Linked DNA regions of Homo sapiens: region 2 is linked to region 1. Evidence: chromatin loops called from intact Hi-C (ENCODE). Cell type or tissue: B cell. All regions are shown on one strand. Each heading gives the region's core, and the rest is flanking DNA. Links, peaks and the distances in the headings are about the cores only.

Region 1 (16,674 bases), core at 3,418-11,417:
GGCCGAAAATCTGTTAGTGTTTAACACAACCAGACTCTCATGAAAGGAAATTCTAAACAATATACTTCAGGCAGAAGAGAAGCAATATCAAATGGAAGGTCTGAGAAGCAAGAAGAAATTAAGAACAAATAAAGTGATAAACGAGTATATTCAAATAGTACTCATACATTAAAATACATGACAATAATAACATGTAAATTGATTGGGTGAGAAAATTGAGTTAAATGTTCTAAGGTTCTAACATTGTCCATGGTGCAGCAAAGTATTGATTAATTTGGGGATTTGATAACTTAAGCATAATGTTATAATTTAAGGAACCACTAAAGGAAAGGAATAGCAGGTATATATTCTAAACTAGTAGAAGGAAAAATAGAATGATAAAAAATAATCCAAAAAAAGACAAAGGGGAATAATAAAGAGGATAGGTAGGACACATGGAAGCACAAAATCAGCTGATAAATTTAAAATGAAACATACTGCTGGTTACATGAAATGTAACTTAATGCTTCTGGTAAAACTGTTAGTCCAAAGTGAAAACTACCGAAATGTCTATCTACAGTAGAATGGATACATCGTAGCATAGAAATACAATGGAATATTACTGCAAATATAATAAAACACAACAAACTGTAGCCATATACAACAGCATGAATGAATCAAACAAAAAATACTAAGCAAAAACAGGACACAAAAGAATGCATATAATACATTCCATTTAAATAGAGTTCAAAAGTGGGCAAAACTAAACTACCTCATTTAGGGTTGCATATATAAATGGTTAAACGATTTTAAAAGCAATGATACCATTATCGTTAAAGATAGGATAACAGTTACCTTTGGGAAAAAGGAAGGTTTGTGATCAGGGCAAGACACGTTTGGTCAGAGGCTTTGGAACTGGCAATGTTCTATTTTTTATCCTGCAAATGACACTATGATGTCCACTTTATAAATATATGTAAAAATGTACATGAATATAGATTATATTTAATAATAAAATGATGTTTTCAATCATAAATTTAAAATGGTAGGGGAAGTGAGTATTCTCCTGTAATATGATTTATTGTCAGCCTTGTATTCTGTGTATTATATAATTTTGAGTACACGCAAAACACTATAGTAGGAGTGCTGGGGGATGTGTTTCTGACTTCAAGAAACTTATAATCGGTATGGTGGTTTCCAAACTTTTCAAGTTTGATGTTGCATTTTTAACATGAAAAGTGTCAAACACCAGCAATTATTTTGGTAGCTATTACTTGAGTGTCTATTAATTGAGACGGGAGAAGCTTTTATTAAATCAGTAAGGTTCTTTAATGAATTTTTATTTTATTATTTTATTAATTACAACACATCTTTCTACTTGTAAAACAAAAGAATGTATCCGTATGTGTCAAGTATTTCATTTGTAATGTCATTGGTAATGCCTTATGTGTATATTCATTCATTGAATCACAAAGCTTTATTGAGATCTACTTCTAGCCTGACACGATGCCTATTGGTTCATAGACTCCAGACAATTTTTTTTTTTTTTTTTTGAAACGGAGTCTCTCTCTGTCGCCTGGGCTGGAGTGCAGTGGCGCGATCTTGGCTTACTGCAAGCTCCATCTCCCGGGTTCACGCCATTCTCCTGCCTCAGCCTCCTGAGTGGCTAGGACTACAGGTGCCTGCCACCATGCCCGGCTAATTTTTTGTATTTTTAGTAGAGACGGGGTTTCACCATGTTAGCCAGGATGGTCTCGATCTCCTGACCTCGTGATCCGCCCGTCTCGGCCTCACAAAGTGCTGGGATTACCGGCATGAGCCACCTCACCCGGTCAACTCCAGGCAACATTTTTAAGCCCTCTCTGCATAGTATACAGTACCCAAGTTAAGAATCATTGATTTATATCACCTGGCCATAGTAATGTCTCTATGCTGAGAACTTCACACAAATACATTAGAGAGACACAGATTTTGCCACATTAGATGAAAAAGGCTGTGATGCAAAGCGATGTCGGTGTACACATAGAAGGAATAAAATGACATTTTTCTTTCAGAATATTGTCCTTTTTATTTGTCTAGCAGCCATTATTTATCTAAGATTCATCACAAGCATTGGACATTGCTCTGGTTCTCAAATCTATTTTATTTTTGTATAATAATTTTAATCTTGTGTATTTTATCAAGTTCATTTTCAGCTCTGCTCCTTCCTTCAGTGCAGCACAGGAGGTAAGAGAATAGGATGTAGAACAAATCTTCACTCTTTACTTCAACAAGTAACATCTCTCTCGATATCAGTGAATAATCTTTTGCAGACAAGCATCAGGAAACCTAGTTCAAACTGTTTTGCACATGAAACTGGTAAGTTGAGGAGGAACAGACACAGCTGAATCCAGGTGTAGCTTCATCTAGGATGTCAATCAATACTACTTTTTTTATTTTAACTTTTTTTAAGTTTTTAAAATTTTTGTGGGTACATAGTTGGTATATGTATTTATAGGGTACATGAGATGTTTTGATACAGGCATGCAATGTGAAGTAAGCACATTACGGAAATTGGGGTATCCATTGCCTCAACCATTTATCCTTTGAGTTACAAATAATCCAATTACACTCTTTAAGTTATTTTAAAATGTACAACTAAGTTATTGACTATAGTCATCCATTTGTGCTATCAAATAGTAGGTCATATTCATTCATTTTTTTGTGTGTGTGTGTTCATTAACTATCCCACCTCCCTGCCAGCCTGCCACTATCCTCCCCAGCATCTGGTAACTGTCCTTCTACTTTCCATGTCCATGAGTTCAATTGTTTTGATTTTTAGATCCCACAAGTAAGTGAGAACCTGAGATGTTTGTCTTTCTGTGTCTGGCTTATTTCACTAAACGCAATGATCTCCAGTTCAATTTCTATTATTTCAAATGACTGAATGTCATCTTTTTTTTTTTATGGCTGAATAGCACTACATACACAATACCTCTTGTGCGCTTGCTCTCCCCTCTCTTATCTTTGCTTTCTTCTACGTTAGTTTCATTCTCAGTGAGATCATATCCATGTGATGGCAGCAATATCCCTGACTAGTACAGATTTATATTCAAACAGTGTGAGAATCCCAGAAGAAAGATAGCAGCCCCTCATTGGAGAATGAAGTATCTATGTCATAAGAACACATTCCTCTGACCTATAACACCTAGAACACTGAGATAATTTAAAAATATATAGAGAGAGTCTGGCAGAGATCATCTTGCCAGAGGAATACTGAAAAATTTTACAGGATACAAAATTATACTATTTCCAATCTCTTCCAAACAGCCATATATTCTCCCTAATATATACCCCTTCACCAAAAGAATGAAAGTAAAAAAGCAAAAAGAAGAAAAACAACATTATAAAAATTATATTATCCAGGGCCTTTTATTTTCTTTAATCACTCAAGATTCTATGACTAAAAATTAAGTTTTCAGAAGAAAGTTCTTCTGGTTTTCCCTTATCAGTGGAAGTGGTTCCAATCAGGAAATGTTGAAACTAACAGTGCTATTCAGGAGCAATCAGTTATTTATAAACCACAAAAGGAAAAGACAACAACCCAGCTATTCAAAGTCGTCTACCTTTAGAAGATTACACAGAGTCTGATAGAAAGAAGCAGATTCAGAAGTTTTCTGCTAGTTGAGTTAGTAACCTACCTAATATAACAAGTATCAATCATTGGCATATTCATTTTATCCTTCAAAATGAATTATAGAGTACTTACTAATACTTAAGCATAAAGACATGCACTGCAAGTGATTAGCTATGGTTTTGGTATAATCATCCCTTCTGAACCAACATACTATTCATGTTTCACTCAATAAATATTAAGCTCCCATTCTACACCAAGCCCTGACTAAATGCTGGGGATACCATGTTGATTGGAGAGAGAAAGTCCCTGCCTTCATGGACATTGCATTCTGATGAGCGAAACCTGGTGAATGCCTTAGCCAGAATGTCTAGCATTCTGCCTGTGCTGGTACTTGTCTGGAATTTTTCATTTCTCCTATCCTGCTGTTAGATGTTACACTTCTTTGTTTCACTCAAAGTGCTGCTCTAGCTTAGTCCTCAGCATTCCACTGCAGATGAATTGCTTCCCTGTGATTAGGCTGGTTTGCAGAGTTCTCAGACTTAAGATGGCTGAAATTTCACACCTTTGCATGGTAACCACACGCATTCCATCACATGCACTTCTATTCCTTTATTTCTGTTCCTATTCACTATGAGAGAAACCCACATAATGGCAGGTATAGTGTCCCTCAAGTATGAGTGTACTCTGAAAGAAAATGCTCTCTGCTCATGAACACCTTCTGCAAAGATCATTTTTTTCCAAAGGGGCTTTTATAAGCTTCCCTGAATTAAATGGAAGAAAAAAACATCTCTCTTTGGAGCAATAGCCTGAAGATATCCTCCTTTGTCAGAAATTGTTTTCACTATGATCCCACTATCAAGTATATCCCATTCACCATCCCTGCATAAATCCCTGTTCTGTAGGTTAAAAGTTCTCCTTTTATACTCCCAGGTATATACCCAACACGAATTACGCGCTTGTTCACCAAAAGACATGGAGGATAACATTCATGGTAGCGCCATTCGTAATAGCTTCAAATTGGAAACAACCTAAATGTCCATCAACAGGAGAATGGATCAATATATTGTGGTATATTCCTACAACAGGATGCTGTACATTATGAAAGCTGACAAAACACAGCTACACGGAACCACTTGGATGAATCTCACAAGCTAACAATGAGCACAAGAATCCAGATAAGCAAGAATGCATAATGGGTTCCATTTACATAAAGTTCAAAACTAGACAAAGTTAATGCAGAGTTTTGAAGTGGTTCACTTTAGGATGGGAGAGAGGGAGAGTGTTTGGCAGAGGGCATGAGGGGGTCTTTTGAGGGGCTGGTAGCATTCTATATCTTGACTTGGTTTCACAGCTATGTTCATTTTGTGATATATATTGAACTATACACTTAGGATTTATGCACCATTTTCATGAAAAAGAGTTTTTCTTAATAAAAGTTATCCATTTGCTGCATTTACCAAGGTTTTATTTAGGTCCCACTTTCACAAGGGAGTTGCTCCTCACCATTCCTGGGGGTCATGTGGAACCAGGAAGGTTTTTCTCCCTGGGTAGCTGGAGATTGTGTTAATGTATATGTGGGGAGGGACAAAATCACACTCCAAATGGGAAAAGCCAAAGTTTGAAGAAGAAAGACAGTTCCAAGCAAAGTGAGGCCATAATCAGATGATGAAAAATTGGCCAGAGACTGGTGGGATCAAGCCCCAGAAAGCTGGTATCTGGGGACCAGAGGTTATGGGGCACAGTGGTTATATGCAGAGATGCTGGAGCCAGAATCCCTGGGTTGATTTCTCAAATCCATTAACTTCTGTTTTACTTTGGGCAGCTTCCTGAACCTCTCTGTGCCTCAGGCCCTCTTCTGTGAAATGCACCTGAGAAGTCAAAATGTAATACTTGTCAAGCACTCCCAGCTGTGCTTGTCCCATGCTGGGGGCTCAACATGTGTCAACGACTACATCTGCATCATTTTCTGCTCTCACAATCTATATACCAGAGCATGGCTGTCCACTGCTCACATGTTTTATAGGAAAGCAGGGGAAACCATTCTCTTCCTTCCTAGTCCTAGTTCCAAAGTTCCCAGGCCAGATACCTTTCCTGTCCATAAAAGCTATGACTAGAGAACAGGATCACATTCTATAAAATGACCACTCCCACCAAACCATGTGAATTGGGAGTCAGACGTTCAACAAAAGGGGCAGGTCAGTTTCCAGACAAACAAGCGAGGAGTGATTTGAATGATATCAAGAGGAGTACAGTACAAATAGCATATTGGTGGGTCCGCCTTTCTTCAAAATGAATGAAACTGTGCCTTTATACACACAATGTAGAAGTGTACGTTAAGCCTGAGTATTTGCCCCAGATTTAACTCTCTGCTTCGATAAGTCATGACTGGTATTTCTTTGGCTAGAAATAAAACAAAGCAGGTCCCACTTTCTGAGATAAACATTTAATTTAATTTTGTATCTCACTGGGTTTTTAATCCCATCACTTATCTCAATGCTCTGTTTCTCACTATTTTATCTCAGGGTTTCTGAATGTTCTCCTTGAACAAACAATGTAAACACAATAAACACCGTAACAGACAAGAACCTTGACATAGAAGTGGAGACACACTAGCGGTAAGGCATCCAAGGACACCAAGATAAAGCAGAGAAAAACATGAAGTAGCCAGTAGGTGGGGCTCGGAGGGAAGAATTGACAGTGGTGGTTGTGGGAGAGCACTGCAAGCTCAAACACTGTGCTAAATTTCAGGCGTTAGTAGAAATGTCAAATAGGTGTGTGTGTAGGCAATTATAAACATGAGAAATGCATAGAATGGTGCCTTACACAGAATAGGTGCTAAATAAATATTATCCAAATGAGTGAATGAATGAAAAGAGGAGAGACAACGGATTTGCTTTCATTCACATATAGGAGCTTTGAGAAGTCAAGGAATTTTAGAATTAAAAGGGACCAGTAAAGTCTATTCCCCTTACAAGTGGTTTGGGCTTGAGTACCTCAGTCTCAGGTTTGAATTAGGAATCAGTAAGAAAGAGAGAAAGAGAAAGCAACAGTGACACATGGATTTTTTAGGGAGTTAAAAGCATTCTAGAATAATGGATGGCTGAAGGACCGTTTGGGGGGAGGGGGGGAAAGCTGTCATGGGATAATTGGAACAGACCCCAAGGAGGTCATTTATCATGTCGTCTCTCTGCTGGCTGCAGAATATAGAAATCACTAGCTGATGACAACAATACTCTACGTTTGTGTAGTACTTCTAGTTCTGAAAGTGCAGTCAGACATTATCTCCATTAATTCTCACAAGCACATAGGTATTCTTTTCTGGGACTCAAAGGAAGTTACTAGCTCAGAAATAATGGATGCTCGTTGATGTATGAAGTTCCATTACCTCTAACAGGGAGATGGAATGTCCTTTAAAAGATTCCTCCACAAAATAACATATTCATTTATGTAGTAACAGGGAGAGTTGTTGAGAATTAAATGATATATTGTCTTTTCAAAGCTGTGAATTTATCAGTATTAACTTGGAAAGTGTCTTTACCTCCTCCTTCCAAGATAATAGCAAGGAGAGCCACCAAGGTGCTTTGGACAGTTTTCCAAGGGGAAGGAGGATGATGCTTGGTGGGAAAGTGGGGAGTGGCCCCATCCTGGAGGTGACTTCCCAGGGACTGGGAAGGCTGGGATGTTCAGTGTGTTCTGGGTCTCACTTTGCACCTGTGCACCGCTTGCAAGCATCACAAGAGGACACAACTTAGATGAGGGTGGTGGTGCTCGTAGGGGTAGAGCGATTGCTGTGAGAGGTATAACTATAACCCGCCTGGCGCAAGAAGCCTGACTGGTAGCAATAGACTAGATCTCAGCCTGTGCTTCCCAAGAGGCAGATGTAAGGGACAGAGACCTTTCACTTCCATTTTCCTCAACTGCTTACCTACTGGGATTTTAGTATGATCCATAGGAGATGGAAGCAAATTTAAAAAGCGAATATTGGAATTGTCACTAATCTTGGCAAATTAAGATTTGATTTGATATAGAAAAATAAAGACATACAATGTTTCTTATACTTGAGATGTCATGGAATGATTGTACATCTGTTAATCTTCATTCAACAAGCATTTATTGAGCACTTACTATGAGCCAGACTTTCTAGTAGGTGTTGGGGATATAGGGGAGAATAATAAAGAAATGGATCTTGTTTTTGAGTAGCTTGTTACATCTATAATGGACAGATAGACAATTAAACAAGGAATAACCAGACAGAGTGCTGAGTGTTAGAACAGGAGAAAGACAGGGATCTGAGACACCAGAAAAAAAGAGGTTACATAACCTAGTCTAGGAGACAAAGACAGCATCCCTGCAGAAGTCACAGTTAAGCTGAGACCTGAAGGATTCTGTCCTGCATCGCACAACACTTCCTTCCCACCACTGCTATGCTAAGCACTTACCCCAGTTACATAGTATTTGCTATTTTCAAATCTCTCTCTCACTAAGCATTGAGCTCCCAGAGGTCTTACAGCATCATGTAAATTATTAAAAAAAAAAAAATCTTTGTATCCTCAGCACCTCTGGTAGAGCTCCTACACTTAGTAGGCTTTCAATGCATAGCTGCTAAGTGACACAAAAATTGAAAGAATGAATAAATGATGAATGATGGGAGACCTAATTGCATTATATAGTAGAAATGCCAGTGTTCATCTGTAAAGGGTGCAGGCTGGATGCTGCATTCTAGTTAAGCAGTGTCACTACTGTGTCCTCCAGGCAGCCAGTTGCTGAGCATCCGCTAATTAAGGCTACACTGCCACTCTGAGGGCAGTCTGGGTAGTGCCAGGATTGGACAGGACACTGATGTCCGCTTTGGTTCTCAGCTTCAGGCTGGTGAAAGCACTAGCAATGCAGCCTCCTCTTTGAAGGAAAGGTCTCTCAACGCTGTCACAGTCCTTGCTCAGGCAGCCCTCAGTCCCTACTGCAAAGTAAGGGCATGAAGTCTTCTCTTAAAAGTGCAGGCTGGCTAAGGAAACCGAACCTCACTTTCATGGCACAATTTTGGGGACACAGAGGAATTGAGTCACATTCTTTTCCTTGTGTGTGGGTTGGAGAGGAGGAATCCAGTTCCTACCCCACCCCTCCCATTGCCCTGGAAGAGCCACCTGGGGTAAGCATGACCCCCTGGGGTAAGCATGAAGCCTGCACACTCACCTCAGCACAGGAGGGAAATGCTTTAGCTGAAATATTCCCCTCTTTAGTGACCCTACTTCTCTCCAGGGAGCTTTAAATGCTGGTGAATTCTGATCAGCATCCTGGAAGGGAATAATGAACTAGCACCCAGGGCACCTTCCTCACTTGTCTCCTAGCCAGTCCCCCAAACTTCTGTCTGGCTGTTACTGTGTGGCTCAATGAACTGGGGGCAAGAAAATCTAGATTATAACCCTGGGTTTGCTGATTCCTATGCGTTACACCTTTGGTTAGTTGATTAATCTCTTTGAACCTCAGTTAGCTGATCTACAAAATAAATATTAATATACCTGACCTATCTTACAGGGCTGTTGAAGAATCAAATGGTACAATATGCGGAATGCCCTTTGTGAACCTGCAAGCACTACACACGTGTAAAGTATTATTATGTCCAATATGTCTGGAAATGTATAAAATAATGATTCCATAGAAATGTACTTTTATGTTGTGAAATCCTCACTGTCTCTCGTTGTTAATCCAGGGAAACCACTGACTAGTATTCCTTTCACTTGATTGTCTCATTTCTTTCACTGATTAATTCATTCAAAAAGCAGTTATGAGCAAAATTCAACATCAAAAATATTGATTGAGTGCCTACAATATGCCAGGAACTGTTCTCAGTGCTGGAGATACCACGGATATTAAGGCAGATATATCCCTGCTTTCCTGCACTGGGGCTAGAGCAGGGAGTAAAATGGCAGTCCCTGCACTTAGGAGTTTACAGTCTAATGAGGAAGGTAGGAATTTTAAAACTAATCATATGAATAACTATGTGTGTGTGATATGGTTTGGCTCTGTCCCCACCCAAATCTCATGTCCAGTTGTAATTCCCAATATTGGGTGAGGGACCTGGTGGGAGGTGATTGAATCATGGGGGCAGATGTTCCCTTGCTGTTCTCATGATAGTGAGTGAATTCTCAAGATATCTGGTTGTTTGAAAGTGTGTAGCACTTCCCCCTTCACTCTTTTTCTCTTCTGCCACCATGTGAAGAAGGTGCTTTCTGCCATAATTGTAAGTATCCTGAGGCCTCCCCAGCCATGCCTCCTGTACAGCCTGTGGAACTGTGAGTCAATTAAATATCTTTTCTTCATAAATTCCCCAGTCTCAGATAGTTCTTTATAGCAGTGCGAGAGTGGACTAATACAGTGTGTATGTGGCAACATTAAACTCTCGTTAAGAACACAGGAAAAAAGAAAATGTTTAATATTGTTGTTATACTCTTGTCCTCATGAACCCTCAACTGCTAGTGGGAAAATTAACTAATGTCCAATGTCATTAAACTCCATTCAATCCAATATTTTATACAATTCTCAATCAGGCAATGCTCAGAATCCCCAGCAAAATGTTCAGCTTTTCAGGTTGCCCTCCCCTCCTTCTGTTTTGGTTCCGAAACTAGCATCTCGGTTTATGGGGGGATAGTAGGGGGTTGCAGGGAGGAGGTGTCATTTCCAGGACATGAGGCACAGGGGAAGAGTTGGGGTCCTCTAATGTGTCCTCTCTGTCTTCTGGTCTCCAGAGAAGTGCCTCTTGTCCTCCTATGTGCTGGTAAAGTCTGTGCTAGTGTCACTCAGACCCTGTCTTGGCTCTGTCAGATCCTGGGATTGACCCTTGGCTGGCTTGGTCCCCTGCCTGCATCTGCCAGCTGCAAAACCTAGGTCTCTACCACATTTGCTCTCCAGTCTGTTGGCTTGACAATCTACTCCTAACCTCTACTGTGAGAGTCACCTCACTCTGCAATGGCTGAGCCAGTAGCAGAGCTACTGACTTTCTACTCCACACCTATTCAACTTGTGAACTGAAGGGACTCAGAAAAGCTAAACCTCAGGGCCTCTCTCTGCTGGACCACACCACACCATTAGATCTGTGAGAGCTGCCCCAGAGACCAAAATGAGCAAGGGCTGTAAATCTTTTACCAACCTAGTGAGTTGTTCCCAGTACAGTCCAGATGAGAAATATGGGGACCCCCACACCCTGTTTTCCTCTTGCTCTCTGCCTTTGCCTCTGTCTGCCAGTGCTCAGGCCTGGGAAATGATATCTGCATGATACCTGTCTCATCATACCTTTGGCGAGTCTCGTGGCTTCACTAAATACCCTCCAGGAAGACTTGGATCTAAGTTCCTTTGCCCAGTGAATTCTTTATCCCTGCTCACTGCCCGGCTTCTTGCAGCTACTGAGATTTATCCACACTGCTGTCCATACACCAGGACCCCATCCCTCTACCTGCAAGTCTCAAAGCACCATAACACATTGCTGTTATGTGTAACAAACTCTTACTGAAGGTTAGGGGATGATGATGAGGGGCTGCATCAATAAATAAATAAATAAATAAATAAATAAAAAAGATGGGAAACAACTAAATCAAATAACAGAAGGCACTGGCCAAAGGCCCTCAGCTGTCTCTACCACAGTGACGGTCTTGCTGGTGACATTCCCAACTTTCTCACAAAGCCATCATTTCCTGGGACTTGTTTTATTTCCTTCTAGCCAAACACTTCTGTCAACTTTCTCAGTTCAGAGACACTCATTTACTGTCCCTACCGCCCCCCTGCAGGTAGCTAACCTGTAATTCTATTATGAAGGGAAATTTAGCTCCTTTTTATCAGATGCTAAGGTAGAATTAGCATACAGCAATGGTTAAGCTCATGGATTTTAAAACCAGCCTACCTTGGTTCAAATCTAGCCTTCATTGCTTACTAGCTGTGTGGTTTTAAGAAGTTGCTCATCCTCTCCGTACCAGTTTCCCCATCTGTAAACTTGGAATGGTTGTAGCCCCTACTGGCTGGGGCCCTTGTGAGGATTATATGATAAATACAAATAAATAAGATGCTTACATCTGTCCTATACAAAGTAAACACTCAATGAAATGTAGGTATTATTCTCTCTACTTCCTCCTTCCTACACTACCCTAGACCAGTGATTCTCAAACTTTAGCACATATCAGAATTATCTAAAAGTCTTATTAAATGTCAGGTTGCTGGGACCCAGAGTTTCTGATTCAATAGGTCTGGGATGGAGACAGAAAATTTGCATTTCTAACGAGTTCCCAAGTACTGTGATGAAGCTGGTTCAATGATCACACTTTGAGAACCACTGGCCTAGACCATGTTTTCCATTCTCAAAAAGTTCCATTAAGTTGTTTTTCTTGGCTTCCCACCCTTAGAAACAGGTAGAAGCTTCAAATTATACTTTTTTTTTTTTTGGTAGAGATGAGATCTCACCATATTGCCCAGGCTGGTCTTGAACTCCTAGCCTCAAGCAATCCTTCAGCCTTGGCCTCCCGAAGGGCTGAGATTACAGGCGTCAGCCACTGTGCCACGCCCTCAAATTATACTTGTTACAGAGCTTTTCTGGATCAAATTACATAGGCAAAAAAGAATTTATTATGCTGACTATTTGGTAACAAAGAAAAGGAAATAAAGAATATAAACATGTATATCCATGTTTTGTTGTTGCAAAAAAAAAAAAAAAAACCCAAAACAAACGAACAAACAAAAAACTTAGGAAAGATAAACCAGAAACTGATAGAATTGTTTACATAGGATAGGGTAGAAAGAACAGGAAAAAGAGTGACAAACTTCTCTGATTATGCCATTTTTTTTCTATAAATATATATATAGTTTTGACTGTTGGAAGCATGCTAGTGTTTTCATATTTAAAACATTAAATCAAGTCTGAGGAAAGAAGCCTAGAATTGAATTAAAAATACAAAATTAAGAGTATATCAAATAGATGACAGAACTGCATGAAAGGGAAAAAAATTGAATGAATCTAAGTCACTTTGGTTTTTGTTTCTTTTTTTTTTTTTTTGAGACGGAGCCTCGCTCTGTCACCCAGGCTGGAGTGCAGTGGCGCCATCTGGGCTCACTGCGAGCTCCGCCTCCCGAGTTCACACCATTCTCCTGCCTCAGCCTCCGGAGTAGCTGGGACTACAGGCGCCCGCCACCACGCCCAGCTAATTTTTTGTATTTTTAGTAGAGACAGGGTTTCACCGTGTTAGCCAGGATGGTCTTGATCTCCGCCCGCCTCGGCCTCCCAAAGTGCTGGCATTACAGATGTGAGCCAATGCGCCTGGCCGAATCCAAGTCACTTTGAACACAATACTTAGATATACACCCTCAGTCTAAAAACAAAAAGAAGTTCAAACAAATATTGTTTTGTTAGTGATATGGGTGTAGCAATTTTGAAATTATTTGGTGAGCATTTTAGGACTGAGTAAATTAGTAAATATACTAATGTTTCTGGTAGCCAGGTTTCCCACTATGAGAGAGAGGTGATATAATTTATGGAATGCGGAAAATTTAGAGGTGTCAGCATAAAATCATGTTTTTTCTAAGAAATAAAAAATAATAAAAATGTATATATCTTTCCTAGCTCTTTCTGCTGAAAGGGCCTAGAAGTAATGCTACTCTAGTTACAATGAGCACTCCTAGCACCTAGATCTTGGTGTCTAAAGATAATTCCCCTTTAAAAATAGCTGATTCTAAAATACAACATAAATACAAGATAAGACTAGAATATTTTGTTGTAGTAGAAAATAAAGAAATTATTTGAAAAATAAAAAGGCCCAAGGATGTTACAAAGAGGAAGAATCTCAAAGAGACCTCTAGCCAAATCAATGATCAAAAACAAAACAAATAAAAGAACAAAGACGGCTGGGCGCAGGGGCTCACGCCTGTAATCCCAACACTTTGAGAGGCCGAGGCAGGCAGATCACCTGAGATCAGGAGTTTGAGACCAGCCTGGCCAACACAGTGAAACCTGGTCTGTACTAAAAACACAAAAATTAGCTGGGCATGGTGGCGGGTGCCTCTAGTCCCAGCAACTCAGGAGTCTGAAGCAGGAGAATGGCGTGAACCCAGGAGGCGGAGCTGGTAGTGAGCCGAGATCGTGCCACTACACTCCAGCCTGGGCAACAGAGCGAGACTCCGTCTCAAAAAAAAAAAAAAAAAAAAAAAAAAAAAGATCCCAAAGAATCCTGACACTACTGGATTATAACACTGTGGAAAAAAACCTAAGAATCCACCAGTGCCCTTAATGATACTAAACAAAGAGAAAAACAAATAATAAGAATAACAGGAGAGCTTTTCTTTATAATAGAACATCAACTAGTAAATGTGGAAGGAATAACACAGAAAATCACGATTTTGCACCCATCATAGTAATATTTTGTTTAGATAAGAATCATCCAGGAATATTAAAACCATTGCGTGAAAGTTTGTTGGGAATGAGTATATTTACACAGCATGAAAATTTCTCCTCACAGATTATTCATTAACTACAAGAGGAAAAAAGTATTTCTACATAACAGATAACACTGTAGCTAAGTGACCACCAACAATGGGACAAACTGATATCTTATGATTCCTGATAAGAAAGGCTAAGAATACAACATCACTTATGTAACATTCCTGCCAAAAATGTATAACCTGAACTTAATTATGAGGAAACCACCAGTCAATCTCAAATTGAAGGATAAGCCACAAGGCAACTGGTCTGAATGTTTCAAAAATATCAATGTCAGAAGAGAAAAAGAAAGGCCAGGCATGGTGGCTCAAGCCTGTAATCCCAGCACTTTGGGAGGCCAAGGTGGACAGATTACAAGGTCAGGAGTTCGAGACCAGCCTAGCCAACATGGAGAAACCCCGTCTCTACTAAAAATAGAAAATTAGCAGGGCATGGTGGCGCATGCCTGTAATCCCAGCTACTTGGGAGGCTGAGGCAGGAGAATCTTTTGAACCTGGGAGGCTGAGGTTGTGGTGAGCCGAGATCATGCCATTGTACTCCAGCCTGGGCAACAAGAATGAAACTCCTCTCAAAAAAAAAGAAATAAAGAAAGAAAGAAAGGCTGTGGAGCCATTCTAGATTAAAAGTCATTAAAAAATGATTACAACTAAATGAAAAGCATGGTTCGTTACTGAATGTCTGATGAGAAAAAAAAATAAACACATTGCTATTAGGGATATTGCTAGGACAACTGATAGAATTTGGACAGAGATTGCATATTCCATAGTAGTATTATTGTATCATCATTAAATTTTTTGAACAGTCATTGCTCCATGTAAAACAATGTCCCTGTTCTTAAAATACAAATACTAAAGTATTAGGAGTGAATGTGCTTCAGTTGTATTTTTGAATCAGCTATTTTTAAAGGGGAATTATATGTAGGCATCAAGATCTAGGTGCTAGGTGTCTTCATTGTAGCTCAGGTTGCATTACTTCTAGGCCCTTTCACTAGGCCCTAAATACTTTAGTATTTATCTTTTAAGAGCAACAACAATAACATAGTTATAGGTGGAAAGATATAAAGCCAGCGTGGTAAAGTATTAACAATTGGCAAATCTCGGTGAAGGATATATGACAGTTTATTGTCCTAATTTAGCAACATTTCTATAAATGTGAAACTTTTACAAAATAAAAAGATAAAACAAATTTGAAAATCTTTAGGTGAATCTCTCTCCCCAACTAAATGGCATAAAAAAATTATCCTCCCTTTAAGCCCAGGGATTTTCCACTAATTTTGTCACTATTACATTTTCCTGTTGATAAGTTTTAGTTACTTCTTACAGGCAGCTGATGGAGAAGCAGGTTTGGGTGAAGGTGATGGGTGCAATTTGACACAGTGTCTTTGAGATCCAATGTGTCTCGAGAGATCCAATGTGATAGGAGCTCAGGGAAGAGGTCCCAGCCAAAGACATGGAATCAGGTGATATTAGTCCCTTGAGAGTTCTCCTGGAGGGAGCTTGGAGAATAAGAGTGGCAACTGTAAAGGAGACTAAGAGTGAATGGTGGGAGAACCAAGGGGAGCCATGGTTCAGCAGCTGTGGAAGGATACATTTCATATGGAGACCATGGTCCATAGCCTGAAATGTCCCAAGGAGTAAAGCAGACAACTGTAAAGTCCCCTGGATTTGGCAAGTAGGTGGTCCTTGGTAACCTGAATGACTTCCATAGGGGAGGGAGTTGAGGAGTGGGATTGGGTGAAACCACACCAGGGTGCATTAAAGAGTAATCGTGTGGCCAAGTGTGGTAGCTCATGCCTGTAATCCCACCACTTTGGGAGGCCGAGGTAGGCAGATCACTTGAGGTTAGCAGTTTGAGACAAGCCTCGCCAACATGGTAAAACCCCGTCTCTACTAAAAATACAAAAATTAGCCAGGCGTCGTGGCAGGCACGTGTAGTCCCAGCTACAGCTCAGGAGGCTGAGGCAGGAGAATCTCTTGAACCCAGGAGGTGGAAGTTGCACTGAGCTGAGATCGTGCCACTGCAGTCCAACCTGGGCAACACAGCAAGACTCTGTCTTTAAAAAAAAAAAAAAAAGTAATTGTGTAGGCCGGGCACAGTGGTTGAGGCCTGTAATCCCAGCACTTTGGGAGGCTGAGGCAGGCGGATATCTTTGAGCTCAGGAGTTCAAGACCAGCATGGGCAACATGGCAAAACCCCATCTCTACTAAAAATACAAAAAAATTAGCCATGTCTGGTGGTGGTGTGTGTCTGCAGTCCCAGCTACTTGAGAGGCTGAGGTGGGAAAATCTCTTGAGCCTGGGAGGCGGAGGTTGCAGTGAGCTGTGGTTGTGCCACTGCATTCCAGCCTGGGCAACAGAGCTAGACACTGTCTCAAAAACAAAAACAAAAACAAAAAGTAATTGTGGAGGTGAAATGTGATAAGAGTATTTGGATAAGCCTATTTGGAAGGGCAGGAGAGAAATATAGATGAAGGCAGATTTTTGGATTTGGTCTTTAGAGCTGGAAGGGATTTGCCCATGGAGAGGGGGAGGTTAGAGAATTGGAAAGGGGGATAGTTACATTAGCAAGAGCCCAGAGGAACCAGAGGGCAGGAGATCAGGGGTAGAGT
Region 2 (16,674 bases), core at 6,587-14,586, 1.3 Mb before region 1:
CACACTCTACTAATCAGTTCATACCTAGAATACAGGTTTCAGTGATATGATACACTGGAGATTGTTGGAAGAAGTGGCCAGCCAGCCAGGTTAGAGCACTACAAGTGATCCTAAAGGTGACATTGGCCAGGCGCGGTGGCTCATGCCTGTAATCCCAACATTTTGGGAGGCTGAGGTGGGCAGATTACTTGAGGTCAGGAGTCCAAGACCAGCCTGGCCAACATGGTGAAACCCCATCTCTACTAAAAATACAAAAATTAGCCAGGCGTGATGGTGCATGCCTGTGGTCCCAGCTACCTGGAAGGCTGAGGCCAAAGAATTGCTTGAACCCAGGAAGGGGAAGTTGCGGTGAGCCGAGATCGCGCCACTGTACTCCAGCCTGGGCAACAGAGTAAGACTCTGTCTAAAAAAAAAAAAAAAAAAAAAAAGGCAAAAATAAATAAAAAATAAAGGTGACATTAAGTCTATGAAAGATTTGGTTGGTGCTCAAGGAGCTGCCTTTATATAATTCAAGGATGTTTACAAGCAAACAACCACACTTCGTGTTTGAGAGCAGGACTGTGATTAGGGAATATAGGGAATAGAAGCTGTAAAGAGACTGAAGACTTTTCCAATAATTACAGACATTTGAAAAATTGACTGAGTACTTTGTGCTTGTGCGAACAGCCTGTCTCTACTTAGGCTGAGTCCCTAAAAGGAGGTTCTGAGGGAGGCTGAGGCAGGAACTCTTTCATTTTCCCACCCCAACTTTGTGAGCTTGTGAAAGTTTGGACACCTGCCTTAAGTCATTAGTTCTTTCCCTGAAACTTGTGGAATGCCTAGCATGTAATAAAGACTCAATATGTTAAATTGATGAGTGAATGTTAATCCCACCTTTTACTCCTAGAGCCACAGGACTAAAGAAACTTAGAAACTAGCATCTTTAATGGGGAAATTTCCTGATAGAATTTGAAGTAGGAGGCTGGGCGTGGTGGCTCATGCCTGTAATCCCAGCACTTTGGGAGGCTGAGGCGAGCGGATCACTCGAGGCCAGGAGTTGAAGACCAGCCTGACCAACATGGCGATACCCTGTCTCTACTAAAAATGCGAAAACATTAGCCGGGCATGGTGGTGTGTGCCTGTAATCTCAGCTACTCAGGAGGCTGATGCATGAGAATTGCTTGAACCCAGGAGGCTGAGTTGCAGTGAGCCCAGATCATGCCACTGCACTCCAGCCTGGCAACAGAGTTGTCTAAAAATAATAATAATCATAATAATTTTAAGTAGGAGTAAAGAATCTCCATTACCCAAGTATACTGAATTTATGTGCTCTAAGCAAGGCCTCTGCATGCTGCTGATAATAATAACAAAAGGAATGACATTTCATAGTCATACTGGAGCTGATGCCCAGGGAAGAGGCCCCTTTCACCAGGAGGCAGTAGTTCTGTAACTTCTTGATGAGGTCTCTGGGGAGGAGAGTGTGTGGTCCACCAAGCACAAGTATGGAGGTGCTTCAGCCCAACCCTCCCTCCTGGGGCCTCCCGGTGCAGAGGAACCTTGGAGAAACCCAGTCTGCTCTCCAGAGATGCAGTCAAGAAGGTGCTGCAGGAAGGCTGGAAACTACTCTGTTCCTCTGGCTTATTCTTCTCACCATCATTCCTTAGCACCTACTGAAGACCTGGGGGTGCAAGAGGCTGTGAAATATCTGTTAATTCATGAAACAGTATGGGTGAATAACAACCTGGCTAGGACTCAAATTACAACCACTTCCATTATGGCTGTGGGCCAGAACTGTCTTTACCTATTTGAATATTGTGTGTTTGTCAGGGCAGAGAGCAAAGAACAGTGCGTTAAAATGTAGCCCATAATTATGAGATTCTAAAAGGATTGGGTAATTGTAGACTGAGAGTCCAAGAGATGGAAGTTAAAAGTGATTTTAGTATTTCGCCTGCACTGACTGGCTGTGGCAAGTCTCTTTCCTCTGGTCTAGATCTCAATTTCCTCATCTGTAAAATGAAATAACTGGCAAAATGAGCTGCGTGTTTCTAAGGGTGTATACGCATACATACATACATACACATATACATATACAAATGTGTATATAAAATGGTATACATATAAATGTGTGTGTGTGTGTGTGTGTGTTAATTCCTTTCAGAATAACGCCACTATGATTAAATTGGAGCTGATGCCCAGACCCTGAATTCAGGCAGGCTATCGGGAAGGAGGGCTTGGAAAGATGGACCTATGCTTTCTGCCACAGTGCCATCATCTCTGGTTCTGCCAAAAGCAGCAGCTCCACCTCCCCTGCCCCAAACCTTCTCAGCCAGTCCCACTGCGGTTTCCCCCAATTGCCCTGTCACTCGTTCTCCACGCCCCTCCTCCCAGTAGCGTCCGCGGCTGGAGCTGAACTCACACTGCTGGCCGTGCTCTAGGGGGCCGCGGCCGGGTTCCCCGCGCGCCCCGCACCCCAGCCCTGCTGGCGGAGGAGGCTGCTCCTCTTCGCGACCCGCCTTGGGCGCCACCACTGCGGTCACCACCACCGCCTCCTCGCCTGTCATGCCGCAGCGGTCTTCCGAGAGCCCTGGGCACGGTTTCCTTCTCAGCTCAGTCGCAGGCAGCCCAGCATGCGAGGCGTCTCGGGTTGCCATAGTGACTGCCGATTCTCCCCGCCCCCAGCCGGCCTTCCGAGGCCCTAGGTATTCCGCGCACCAAAGAAGGTGCTGAAGTTATGGGGCTGGGGTTATTATTATCATTGACCAAAGCAAAGGACTTTCCATTAATTTCTCGTTAATTTATTGTTAATTTCTCACACGAGCTCGGCAAGAGAGGCTTTACTATTCCCAGAGAATCCGAGATTCAGAAAAAGCGAAGGAAACTGCATAAGGCCTCATAGCTAGGAAGCGGCACCGTTGGAATGTGGACTCAGAAGTCTGGTCCCAAGCCGACAGAACAGATCACTGCCCAGAACAGAAAAGTTAGAAGTGGAACCGGTGTGCAGGTGAGTGCAAGGCACCGTCGCTGGTTTCACGCAGCCTTGTGCCTGTCGCGTCCTGCTCCCTGCTACACACACGCAACGTGATTGAATAAGTAAATACTGAGGATTCCCAACTTTCACGTTGTGAATTATTATATTAAGCACATTGTAGTTTCCAAGCTCTTTTGTATTCACAAAATAACAAACTAATAACTAACTTTACAGATGAAATCAAATTCAGCAAATTTTAATTTGAAGAGCAAGTAGAAAAATTCAGGGTTTTATTTGGAGCATAAGGTTGCTTTTGTCTTGGTTTGGTTTTGCAGGCCTTAAAAATGGATTACGTTGTGGTGTTAATTTTATGGAAGTTGAATGTGCATTGTTTTATAGTATTAAATCGTTCTACAAGGCTTGCAACCAAATATAGGAGACCTCTTCTGTCTCCACTGTACCCCAGAGCCAAACACTTTTAATACCAAATCCTTATATTGCTGCTTTTTATGTTTTTCAATTTTAGATATCATGTTGATTTCCTACGATGAAAGACGAGATTTCTCTCTCTTTCATACTCCCTGTGTCACATATACTTATTGCTCCTTTATACTCCCATTATAGATAAATTGAAATTTTGGCTAGAGTAATATTTGTTTACATTACTATGACAATTGTATTAGGCTAGTCTTGCATTGCTATATACCTGAAACTGGGTAATTTATAAAGAAAAAAGGTTTAGTTGGCTCACAGTTCTTCAGGCTTTACAGGAAGCATGATGCTGGCATCTGCTTGGCTTCTGGTGAAGCCTCCGGAAACTTACAATCATGGTGGAAGGCAAAGGAGGAACAGGCAGCTCACATAGCAAAAGCAGGAGATCGCTCTCTCTTTCTTTCTCTCTGTAGAGAGATATCTATCTATATCTATCTATATATATAGAGAGAGAGCGAGAGGCAATTAAAAGGTTGTGTGGAAAGGTTGCGTTCCTTTTTTATATCTCTGTATTTTTGCACTATTTTCTGAGAGATTTTTCTTAACATGAGTTTGAATTTCAAACTGCTCTCCAGTACCCACAGTGTTTCTCCAGGCAGTTCAGGCACTCCTCATTCATTTAATACATATTCATTGAATGACTGCTTTGTGTCAGGAGCTATTATATGTGCTAAGGATGCAGCCATGAACAAAACATACAAAAATCCCTGCCCTTATGTAGTTGAGCTCACATTCTGCCTAAGATTTGATTTGAACAGAGTTGTTGACATGTTTGTACGTGTGTGTATAACTTTTACCTAACATGTTTGGAGTGAATTCATCGCCATTCTCACCCAGCTATGTTACTGCCAACATGCCTTGGCTTTTGCTAAGCCCTTCGGCTATCAGAAGTCCATATGGCTGAAATAATTTGATGGGTGAGTTATGGCAACTCACCATGAGTTCTGATAGGTGAATTATGGCAACTCACCTATCAGAAGTCCAAATGGCAGAAATAATTTCCAAAAAGTTATTCTAAATGACTTATATTCACTATATCCTTACCTAATATGGGTTTATATAATTTGAAAGCAAAAACACCTAGATTTCATTTGATTGACTCATGATGCTATTTTAACATTATGTTCTTAGTTTTTATCAAGAAGCAGTGGGAAAAAAGTCAAATAAGAAATATTTCAGAATTTTAAGTGAAACTATTTTTAAAGATGCTGTTCATTCTGTCAACTGTCATTTGTTAGTTCTCACAGAATAAACTTCTTTAAGATTAGTTTCACCAATATCAGAAATGGTAAATCTATACCTAAAGATCTTACAGGCATTAAAAAGATAGGAAGATATTTTGAATAATTTGATGCTAGTAAATTTGACAACTTAGATAAAATAGAGAAATTACTTAAAAGCTTTCCAAAATAGACACAAGAAGAAATATAGCTTTAATAGAAGTAGTTATAAAAATATAACTACTAAAAATATGGAATTTAAAATTAAAACACATACCACAAAGAAAAAGCCTCACTGGTATCTTCCAAACATTTAAGAATGAAATAACACCAGTTCTGTCTAACCTCTTGCAGGAATTAAAAAAAAATGTTAACACTTCCCAACTCATCTTTATACCAAAATCTGAAAGAACATTACTAAAAAGGAAAATTATAGGTCAATATCTCTCAAGAAGATCAATTCAGATATTAAATAAAATATTAGCAAATATAACCCAAATGTAGCGTGTTAAAAAATGGATAATACATACATCACGATCAAGTTTTGATCATTGCAGGAATGCAAGGTTGTTTAAAATCAATACTGTATAACTTACCACATTAAAAAAATAAAAAAGGAAGAAATTAAACTGTTATTGGCTGTCAACATGGCTGTATACATAGAAAATTCAGGCCAGGCAAGGTGGGTCACGCCTGTAATCCAGCACTTTGGGAGGCTGAGGCGAGTGGATCATGAGGTCAAGGGATCGAGACCATCTGGCCAACATGGTGAAAACCCGTCTCTACTAAAAATACAAAAATTAGCTGGGCGTGGTGGTACGTGCCTGTAGTCCCAGCTACTCCGGAGGCTGAGGCAGGAGAATCACTTGAACCCGGGAGGTAGAGGTTGCAGTGAGCTGAGATCGCATCACTGCACTCCAGCCTGGCAACAGAGCAAGACTCCATCTCAAAAAGAAAAAAAAGAAAATTCAAATGAATGTACAGGTAAGCTATTGGAATTAATAAATTTATCAAGGGCAGTGGACACATGGTCAATAGAGAAAAATAAATGTTACTTTTATATAGTAAAAAAAATTAAAAATGGAATGTAAAAGACAATAACATTTATAACAGCATTGAGAGCCAAAAAAATACATTAAGGATAAATCTTTAAAAAGAGAGAACTCCAACTGAATACTCTAAAACGTTATCAAGAAAAAGTAATACCTAAATAAATGCAGAAATGTATTACAGTATATTCAAGAATTATAACACTGAATATTACAATGATGTTAATTTTCCTCAACTAGATCTAGAAATTTCATGTAATCTCAATATGAATCTCAGCAGGGTTGTTTAAAATAGATGTTGGCAAGGGGATTCTAAAATTAGAAAGTAAATGTAGCACTTTGGCAGGCTGAGGAGGGCGGATCACGAGGTCAAGAGTTTGAGACCAACCTGGCCAACATGGTGAAACCCCGTCTCTACTAAAAATACAAAAATTAACTGGGTGTGGTGGTGCGTGCCTGTAATCCCAGCTACTGGGGAGGCTGAGGCAGGAGAATGGCTTGAATCCAGGAGGCAGAGGTTGCAGTGAGCCGAGATCGTGCCACTGCACTCCAGCCTGGGTGAAAGAGCAAGACTCTGTCTCGAAAAAAAAAAAAAAAGGTAAATGTAGTGGGCCAAGACTGGTCAAAACAACTTTGAAAAATAAGAAAGAAGTTGGAATATCTACACTACCACATAATAAGACTTATGATAAAGCCAAAATATTAAAACTGTGGTATTGGGGCAAAGATAGCTCAATGAAATAAAATAGAATCTAGAAACAGACCCAACTAAATATGATCACCAGATAAATGATAAAAGTGTCACTGCAATGTAGTGTGTGTGTGTTTGTGTGAGGGGCTGTTCCTTTTAATAAGTGGCATTGATAAATTGGATATTAATATAGGAAAATGAACTTTGACTCCTACCGCATGTCAAATGCAAATATCAACTCAAAATAGCACTAAAGGTAAAACACAAAAGCTTCTAGAGTATAACAATGAAAAAAACCTTCATGATGTCTTCCTCATGTCTACCCTTTGGAGTAGACAACTACTTTTTAAACAGGAAACCAAAAGCACTAATCAAAAGAAGGCAATAGATATAGTAGAGGTCGTTAAAATTAAGATATTCTCAGGCCAGATGCTGTAGCTCATGCCTGTAATACCAGCACTTTAGGAGGCTGAGGCGGGAGGATGGCTTGAGCCCAGGAGTCTGAGAACAGCCTGGGGCAATATAGCAAGATTCTCTACAAAAACAAATACATGAATTAGTAGTCCTAGCTACTTGGGAGGCTGAGGCAGGAGAATTGCTTGAGCCGCAGAATTTGAGGCTGCACTGAGCTACGATCACACCAGTGCACTCCAGCCTGGGCAACAGCACAAGACCCTGTCTCTATAAAGTAAATAAATAAATAAAATTAAGATATTCTCTTCATTAAAATCACCAGTAAGAGTGTGAAAAGGCAAGCCACAGACCGAGAGAGCATATATCCAAAAAATAACTAGGATCCAGAATATATAAAGAACTTCTAAAAATAGGAAACGTGCACACATCCCAGAAAGAAAATGGAGAAAGATGAAGCACTTCATGAAAGAGAAGATCCAAGTGGTCAGTCATCACACATAAAAACATTGCTTCACATCATTAGTCACCAGGAATATGCAAATTAAAACTACAATGAGCTATTACTACATGCCCACTAGGAAGGCTATTAAAAAAAAATGAAATGAAAATCAACAAACCTGGCAGTAACAAGAGCCATGGGCGTGTGGAGCAATCGGAACGTTCACTTCTGCTGCTAAGAGTGTAAACTGGTAGAACTACTTTGGAGAACTGTTTTGGCAGTTTTTACTAAAGTGGAATATAAGTATATCCTGTGGCTCAGCAGGCTTTACTAGATATGCACTGAAATGTATAGTATGTACACCAAAACCATGTACTAGAATGTTTATGGCAGCGTTATTCATAAAATCCCCAAAGTGGAAACAATGCAAAATCCCCCCAAAAGTTAACAATATCATGTATATATAAATTATTACATATTCATATAACGGAATACATCAATAAAAAGAACAAAACCCTGCTACATGCAGAAATGGAGAAATCTCATAGATGTAATGTTGAGTGAAATAAACCAAATGCAAAAATATACACAATAAGTTATTACATTTATGTAGGCAAAACTAAATGATGGAAATAAAAGTTAGATTATAGTTACCTTTGAGGGAACACTGAGTGGAAGCACAAAGTAGCTGTTGGAGGTGCTGATTATGTTCTAGATCTTGAGCTGGGTGATAGTTACATAACCCTATTCACTTTGAAGAACTCACCAAGATTTCTGAATTTTACTTTGTGTATGCTATAGTTCTATAAAATTATACAAAAATTAAGAATATTTTATTTAGAAAAAAATGTCTAAAAATATTTTTACTCATAAAAATGTGGTTTATTTGATCAAATTAAAAAATATGCACAAAACAAACATAAAAAAAGGCTGGCACCGTGGCTCACACCTATAATCCCAGCACTTTTGGAGGCCAAGGCAGGAGGATCGCTTGAGGCCAGGAGTTTAAAACCAGCCTGGTCAACATAGCAAGACTCTCTCAATAAAAGAAAAATTAAAAAATTAGCTCGGCGTGGTGGCTTGCACTGTAGTCTTAGCTACACAGGAGGCAGTGGCTGGAGGATCAGTTGAGTCCAGGAGTTCAAGGCTGCAGTGAGTCATGATCGCACCACTGCACTCTAGCCTTGATGACAGAGCAAGACCCTGTCTCAAAAAAAAAAAAACAAAAAAAGCAATTACTGTCTTCCTCTTTTTTCTTCATTACCAAAAACCTTAAAGATAATCTTATCAATTTTAATAACTATATTGACTTAGGTGGTTTATTTCCTTCTTTCTCTTTCTAAATGGCTTTTGATTTTTTTTGTTTCCAATTGTTACATGTGTGTCTTCAATTATATACCAATGCATATTCTCTTGAAAGAAGTTACTGACACAAATAAGTATAAAAGGTACTGTTTTAGGTATGCACTGTGGTTTCCATTTTTCTCTTTTTAACTTTTTTTTAGGTTCAGGGGTACATTTGCTATATAGGAAAATTACATGTTGCAGGAGTTTGCTGTACAAATTATTTCATCACCCAGGTAATAAGCATACTACTTAAAAGTTTTTCAATCCTTACCCAAAAAAAAAACTGAAAATGAACAACAAAAACAGAATGAAAAAAAATCCAGGATGGTTGGGTTATCCTTTTAAAATTTCAATTACAGTCATGTGTCGCTTAATGGTGGGAGTGTGTTTTGAGAAATGTGTTGTTAGGCAATTTCATCGTTGTTCAAATATCAGAATGCACTTACACAAACCTAGGTGGCTAGGTGGCACAGCCTACTACACACTTAGGCTACTTGGTATAGCCTATTGCTCCTAGGCTACAAACCTGTAGAACATGTTACTATACTGTATACTGTAGGCAATTGTAACACAAGGGAAATATTTGTGTATCTTAAGAAATTTAAACATAGAGACGGTACGGTAAAAATATGGTATAGTTGACTTTAAAAGGTACACCTGTAGAGTGTGTACTTCATGAATGGAGCTTGAAGGACTTGGTGTTGCTCTGAGTGAGTCAGTGAGTGAGTGGTGGGCAAATGTGATGGCCTAAGACATTACCAAACGCTACTATAGACTTTATCAACACTGTTCACTTAGGCTGCACTAAATTTATGCAAACATATTTTTCTTTCTTCAATAATAAATTACCTTTAGCTTACTGTCCTTTTTTTACTTTATAAACTTAATTTTTAAAAACATTTTAAATCTTGTAATAACACTTAGTTTAAAATGCAAACACCTTGTACAGCTATGCAAAAGTATTTTTATAGCCTCATTCTATGAGCTTTTTTTGTATTTTCAATATGCATTATTTATATATTTTTAAATTTTAAACTTTTTTGTTAAAAACAAAGACATAAACACATACTTAGTCAAGGCCAAAATAGGGTCATCACGATCACTGTCTTCCCCCTCCACATCTTGTCCTGCTGGGAGGTGTTCAGGGGCAATAACATTATGGAGTTATTCCTATGTCATCTCCTATGATAATGCCTTCTTCTGGAATACTCCCTGAAGGACCTGCCTGAAACTGTTATACAGTTCACTTTTTTTAATAAGTAGAAGAACACCCTAAAATAATGACAGGAAGTATATTATAGTAAATACATAAACCAGTAACATAGTTGTTTATTATCATTATCCAGTGTTGTGTACTGTACGTAGTTGTATGTAAACATGACTGGCAGTGCAGTAGGTTTGTTTACATTTAGCATCACCTTGAACATGTGAGTAATGTGTTGTGCTATGACATTATGTCAGCTACCACATCACTGGGTGATAGGAAATTTTAGCTCCATTATAATCTTATGAGATCACTGTCAGTATAGGCGATACATCATTTACCCAAGCCTGACTGTAAATGGAAAAGACCAACATGACCACTAGATGGAGACAAAACCCAAGACTAAAGTTTTCTTATAAAAAGTTACACATTCGTGTAAAAAATGAAGTCTTTATCAAAGAAATAAAAAGTTTTAATATATTACCAGAGTAAATAAGTTACTTCATATTACTTGTGTTTAATTCTATAGATCTAAAACAGGTCTCAAGAAATCATCTCAGTTTGTCTTATAGCAAAACTGAATGAACAATGGGATGTTGAATGCTATCGTTTTTCTTCGGAAAAGTAGATGCTAAAACCACTTTGGTATCCTCTTGTAGGTTCTAACAGTCCTGATTTAAATTAAAAGCCAACCAAATCCTTCTTATATAGTAACTAACCATCTTTTCAAATTTCTTGAATCCTGCCAAATGGACTAATTATTTTAAAGCAATTATTTTGTTTCCCATTCTGTCATTTAATGGAGAAATTGGTCCTTCTGATTATAAAGGTTGTGTTACTTGGAATTTTAAAATTCCAGTGAATTGGTGAAACATATTTTTTTAAATAACAGGCCCCCCTGAAGATATATCCCTAGAATTTGAGGATGAGGTCATCTTATGCTTGCCATGGAAAATAATAAAAGAATAAAATTAGTCATATCTGGATATCTATTTTTAAAAATCGACTTCATAAAAATATAACTTATGTACAAAAACCCTGCATTACTCTTTAAAACCCAGTGACTTTTGACAGTTGTGTACACCTGCAAAATCATTACCACGATCAAGCTACGGCATATTTCCATCACCTCCAAAAGGTTCTCCCTGCCCTTTTGTAGTCCAACCTCTGTCCCCGTGACCAAGAAACCACTGAACTGCTTTCTGCCTATAAATGAGTTCATGTTTTTTCCAAGAAGATATTCAGTTGTTCCAGCACCATTTGTTTAAGAGAATGTCCCACTGAATTCCTTGGCACCTTTGTCAAAAATTAATTATCTATATCTGGATTTATTTCTAGACTCTGTTCTGTTCTATGGATCCACATGTCCATCCACCAATACTACACTGTCTCAATACTGTTGTTTTATAGCTAGTCTTTTTTTTTTTTTTTTTTTTTTTGAGACGGAGTCTCGCTCTGTCGCCCAGGCTGGAGTGCAGTGGCGGGATCTCGGCTCACTGCAAGTATAGCTAGTCTTAAAATTAGGTTATAAAAATCCCGATTTTAACGTTTTCTTTCTTTTTTTTTTTTTGACACGGAGTCTCACTCTGTTGCCTAGGCTGGAGTGCAGTGGCGCGATCTTGGCTCACTGCAGCCTCCGCCTCCTGGTTTCAAGCAAAAGCAATTCTCCTGCCTCAGCCTCCCGAGTAGCTAGGACTACAGGGGTGTGCCACCATGCCCAGCTAATTTTTTTGTATTTTTAGTAGAGACAGGGTTTCACCATGTTGGCCAGGATGGTCTTGATCTCTTGATCTTGTGATCTGCCCACCTTGGCCTCCCAAAATGTTGGATGGTGTGAGCCACCGTGTTTTCTTTTTAAATATTGCTTTGGCTCTTATGATTTTCAACTACTAGGATTTTTGCTTATCTATGTTCGTGTGCCATAAAATGCAATTCTCTCCTTATTGCATGAGTTCTCTTACATGAGGTGTCTAAAATAGTCATGCTCCTAGAAACAGAGAGTAGAATGGTGGCTGCCAGGATCTGGGGCAAGGGTAAACGGGAAGTAGTTATTCAATGAGTATAAAGTTTTAGTTATACGAGATGAATAATTTCTAGAGATCTGCTGTACAATCTAGAATCTCTGCAGTTCTAGAGATCTACAAGCGTTGTGCCTATAGATAAAAAAAATACTATGAACTAAAGTTTTAACAGGGCAGATCTCATGTTAAGTGTTCTTCACACAATAACAAGAAATTTGCACATAAGTATGGAATCTTACATGGAAGGGGAATATAATTAATAGATTTAGTGGCCAAGCATGGTGGCTCAAGTCTGTAATCCCAGCACTTTGGGAGGTCGAGACCAGCAGATTACTTGAGGCCAGGAGTTTGAGACCAGCCTGGCCAACATAGTGAAACCCAGTCTCTACTAAAAACATAAAAAATTAGCTGGGCATGGTAGCGCACGCCTGTAATCCCAACTACTTGGGAGGCTGAGGCATGAGAATCACTGGAACCTGGGAGGCAGAGGTTGCAGTGAGCTGAGATCATGCCAGTGCACTCTAGCCTGGACAACAGTGAGAGTCTGTCTCAAAAAGAAAAAAAACAAAAATTGAAAAATAAATAAATAAATTTAGTTATAGCCTATGTACAACATATACTTCATATGTGGATAAATGGCAAGCATATTTAAAAGTAGATACAAGTAACCAAATTCAAAAAATATAAACTGCAGCTTTAAAAGCAAATGCAGTTGCTTGTGCTCCTGATAGTAATTGTTATGTCCTCAAACCCTACTATAAATAAACTACATAAAAATAATATTAAAGAAAATGGAATTTTGGTTATTATGATAGACAAACTGGTGGTATACAGATAATATTCAAAAACACCACAGGTAAAAAGCTGTGACATTTGAACATGAGCTTTCTGGGAACTTAAGAAGATACACTAAACATGCACCAAATGATGCATTCTTTAATCAACTTTACAAATACATATCAAATACTAGTGTATGGTGAAGAGGAAAGGTGGTAGAATCAGATAGACAAACCTCCATCATGCGCACATGGCATGACAATGGGCAATCCGTGTAAGTTCTATAAACCTGATTTCCTTTTATACAATGATTATCTCAGAGAGTTGTTGTGAGGCTCACATGGTATCACACACGTGAAGCACATACAGCATAGTTGGCCCACAGTGAGCACTCAGTTGTTAGCTATTAATATTGTCACAGAGGTTTGGTGTACCACATCTTATATATATATAAGAACTTTCATGAAGATCAGATGAGACTATTTCATTCATAAAAGATGACTGGAGGACATTGATAAACACATAGCTTTTTAAAAAAACAATATGATTTCGATGTATTTCATATTGATATTTATTTTTAAAGTATTAAAGAAATTGACAAAATAAATAACACCATATGATTTTTACATTTAAATAACAAACTAGCCTACAACAAGATAGATATTATCCCTGATTTACCTATGAGAAAACCGAGGGGTTTTTTTTTTTGCCCAAAGTGACCCACAGGTGGCACTGAGGATTTGAACTCAGTTTGTCTCACTCAGAGTTTAATGCTCTGTGTAACCATCCTTCTGTGCCTCCAGGGAATGATTTCAGGCATGTAGATCTGTGCTTTCAATGGAGTAGCCATTAGACAAACATAGCTGAGAACTTGAAATGTGACTAAATCCAGATGTGCTGTAAAATACACCCTGTATTTTGAAGACTTACTGCAAAAAAAAGTAAAACATCTCAAAAAATTTTAAATATATATCTCATATTTTGGATGTATTGTCATATATATATAAAATTAATTTCACCTGTTTTTAATATGGCTCTTACGATTTTCAACTGCTAGGATTTTTGCTTATCTATGTTTGTGTGCCATAAAATGCAATTCTGTCCTTATTGCATGAGTCCTCTTATATGAGGTATCTAAAATAGTCATGCTAAAAACATAAAATTACATGAGGCCCATGTTTCTATGTGTTGGCACTGATTTAGATCATTTCCACTTAGGTTCTGAGAAGTAAAATTTTGGAGTTTCCAAGGGAAATTTCCAGGAATTTAAAACATCAATCAGCTACACTTAATCCTTCTTGGTTTACTCTCTTCTGAACTTAATAAAGATAGACCTTAAATATCCTTTAGAGAAAGCATTTCATATTGAACAAATTGAGTGGTCATCTAGTAATCCTACAGATGGACTGGAGCATCTTATGATAAACTAATTATAGCAAAGACATAATGATTTGGTGATATTATTTTGTAGGCAGTTGCATAAATTCCTAGAGCCATTGCAGGTAGGGTGAAGATGGTGTATGTGTTGATCAGGAATCAAGAGTTGATCCAGAGATTTCATTTTGGTATGGGACATAAATCTCAGTATAGTCTCTGGGCTTCTTCTGATCATGATTTTCCAGCATAGTGTTAGATAACATAATAGATGTCAAATAATACAAATAAATGTCTTCAGATTGTAGTATAAAGACTCTAAATCCCACCACTGTGGTAGGCTGTGGGTTGGAAGGCTCCCTGGAAAAGCATATTTAAGATTCATAAAAGCAAAGGCAACTAGTTCCACTTTAGGCCTAAGAATGACGCTATGAATCTTGAACAGTCACAAAAATTACCTCTTCCTCAAGCATATGTTAATCAAAATTAAACCCTTAGTTATGAAAAACTCAGATTTTATTTTTTAATAAGTCTTTGTATAGACTTTCCAAGATTAGAGAAAATTCTGTTTGTAAACTGAGCTATTTAGCCGGCCTAAACTGGAAAGTAGAAGTAATCCTTTCAAAGCACGATTAGTGACTGCCTTCTGTGCACAGAGCAGTCTAGTGAATGCTCTGGAAAGTATAAAGGAAGCAGACAATACAAATTCTGCCCTCAGGGGTGGGATTTGTCTTATGTGTAGAGTTTGCTCTCTAGCATCAGTGAGTGAGTGTTGAGGTCTGAAAACAAGGGAATAGACACATCTTAGGTCCTTATTGGAAACAAGACTTCTTTGGCTCCATACTTTAATGGAAAGTTTACATGGAATCATGGGTACAATCCATTCTCAAGTGAGAAAGGAGCCATCAGCTCTGTGACTTTCAGGCTAAGCAACCTCATTCAGCAGTCTGCTTGGATAAATAAGGTCTTATTCTATCATCACTGCCTGTCAGCTGTATCTGTCATTTGGTGCCACTAACTTAGGCCAGATTAAACAGAAAGCAACCTCTGCCACAAAGCATCTCCCTAGGAAGAGATCACAACATAAACTAAAGCACTAACTCTCAAGATCCTGTTGTCACGATGATTCAGTTCATATATTATCTCTGACTTTTCTGAGATGATCTAATAAGTTCTAAGCAAAAATAAATATTTAATCTTTGATTAAATAACATTATTACTTAGTCTAGGGTGACTGGGTTACGTAGGATGGCTTGAAAGAGATAAGCCTTGGTGGACATCTTAAAAATTTAACTGAAGTAAAGAGCAACTGGTTTAGTTCCCTTCCCCTGGAGTGTTGTGGTGTTGAGAAGACAAAACTTTGGGAACAATCACAGGGGGGCTAGATAGACAATGCAAAATTGCTGCTGGAGAGACTGAGTGAGTAGATGTTAAATAACTAAGTGCGTGCTGGATGAATAATGTTCTGGATCCAAGAAAGACATACACAGGTAAAAAATGAATTCATGCCTTTTGTGTTGTTCAAAACTTGTACTTTATTTTTCTCAAATATTTTTACTTATGCTTTTTGTCATTATCCACAGTGTTTTTTTTTTAAAGCCTGAGCCACTTTGTGGTTTTAGCCTCAATATAATAATCATCCCCTTACTCTTAGACTAATTCCTTTTCCCCTGTCACTTTGCCTGTATACTCTGTAAAAATGAGGACCTTAGAAAATCAACATTTCCTGTGAACTTGAGAGACTATACAAGCAGTGCCCAAATCAGTAGGATTAGGCAGGTAAAACCAGTTGGATAGCAGATATATTATGATCTGTTGGACAAAGGTATAGTTGTGTGCATGTCTACAAGGTCATCGTGATTCGCCATTAGCTTAAGGATCATGTAGGTTGACCAGGGTGAGGTAGGACTATCCACAGGATTGTGTAAATTGTGGTAGGGGATGCAGTATACAATATTCATGAATTAAACACTTAGCTAACTGCTTTCCTGAAAATGGTCTGTGTTCTAAAAGACAAAGATCTAGGTTTTTTGCTGTTTTTTACTTTAACTTATGAAGATTCAAGTCACTAATATGTTACTTGCTCTGGTTTAAAATGAAAGCAACTGGCTATGGTAAGGTAGAGAAGACAGCTGAATTGTATCAGAATATTTAAGACTTTTAAATTAAGTTCTGAGTTACCTCACCTTATAAAAATATATGTCAATATACTAAATACCCAACAAAGATCCAGGATGTGGGATATTTAAAAATACATTTCTCTTGTATCAGCACCAAAAATACCAGTTTCTGTACAACCCGTGTCAAGTTTTTAAGTATACACACATTAAAATTATTTCTGATAAAAAAATCACAAACTCCACAGAAATAATTAAAGATATATGCAAATTACTTTCAAATACATTTTGACATCAAAGTCAGGCAATTCACTTGGAAGAATGTTATAATGAATGTCACTGAATTTTTGTAGTAAGATGTTTGACGTCAACTTTGATTATGGGAATACATCTCACACACAGGAGGCACTGGTATTTAGAAACTTAGGAAAATTACTAGAATTGTTAAGACTGAGGTGAAGAATTTGTACAGCCTTCCACAATTTCAAAGAGGTAGTGATAGATACTTGTCCTCCTGGCAATATCAAATGCAGTTTCTTCCAAGTTGTTTTTCAGCCCTGGTTTGACGTAACGGTTCATCAG

The links. Peaks named below come from ENCODE experiments on the same cell type or tissue, not always from the same donor. Only the 100,000 strongest peaks of a DNase experiment are listed, where the experiment ranks them.
Region 2: it touches region 1 in a loop (29-fold over the local background); 19 of 110 quality-filtered maps call a loop at or near these places.

Annotation. Positions count from the first base shown.
Region 1 is chr11:93,226,516-93,243,189 of GRCh38, reverse strand. No RefSeq gene overlaps it. Among named protein-coding and RNA genes, the nearest start is that of SLC36A4, 37 kb to the right of the region's middle. In B cell, for the core only: CTCF peaks have their summits at 6,268 (motif pointing right), 8,191 and 8,395; a DNase peak (open chromatin) is centred at 8,389; H3K27me3 peaks cover 399 bases.
Region 2 is chr11:94,498,395-94,515,068 of GRCh38, reverse strand. It overlaps ANKRD49 (ankyrin repeat domain 49), which reads right to left. Exons shown (of 3, transcript NM_017704.3): 3 at 15,491-16,674. The coding sequence ends at 16,537. C11orf97 (chromosome 11 open reading frame 97) reads right to left here and starts at 2,608. Exons shown (of 4, transcript NM_001190462.2): 1 at 2,396-2,608. The coding sequence starts at 2,540. It also overlaps a transcript of MRE11 not described here. RefSeq lists a silencer at 2,360-2,579 and an enhancer at 2,432-2,950. In B cell, for the core only: CTCF peaks have their summits at 9,981 and 10,184 (motif pointing right); a DNase peak (open chromatin) is centred at 10,168.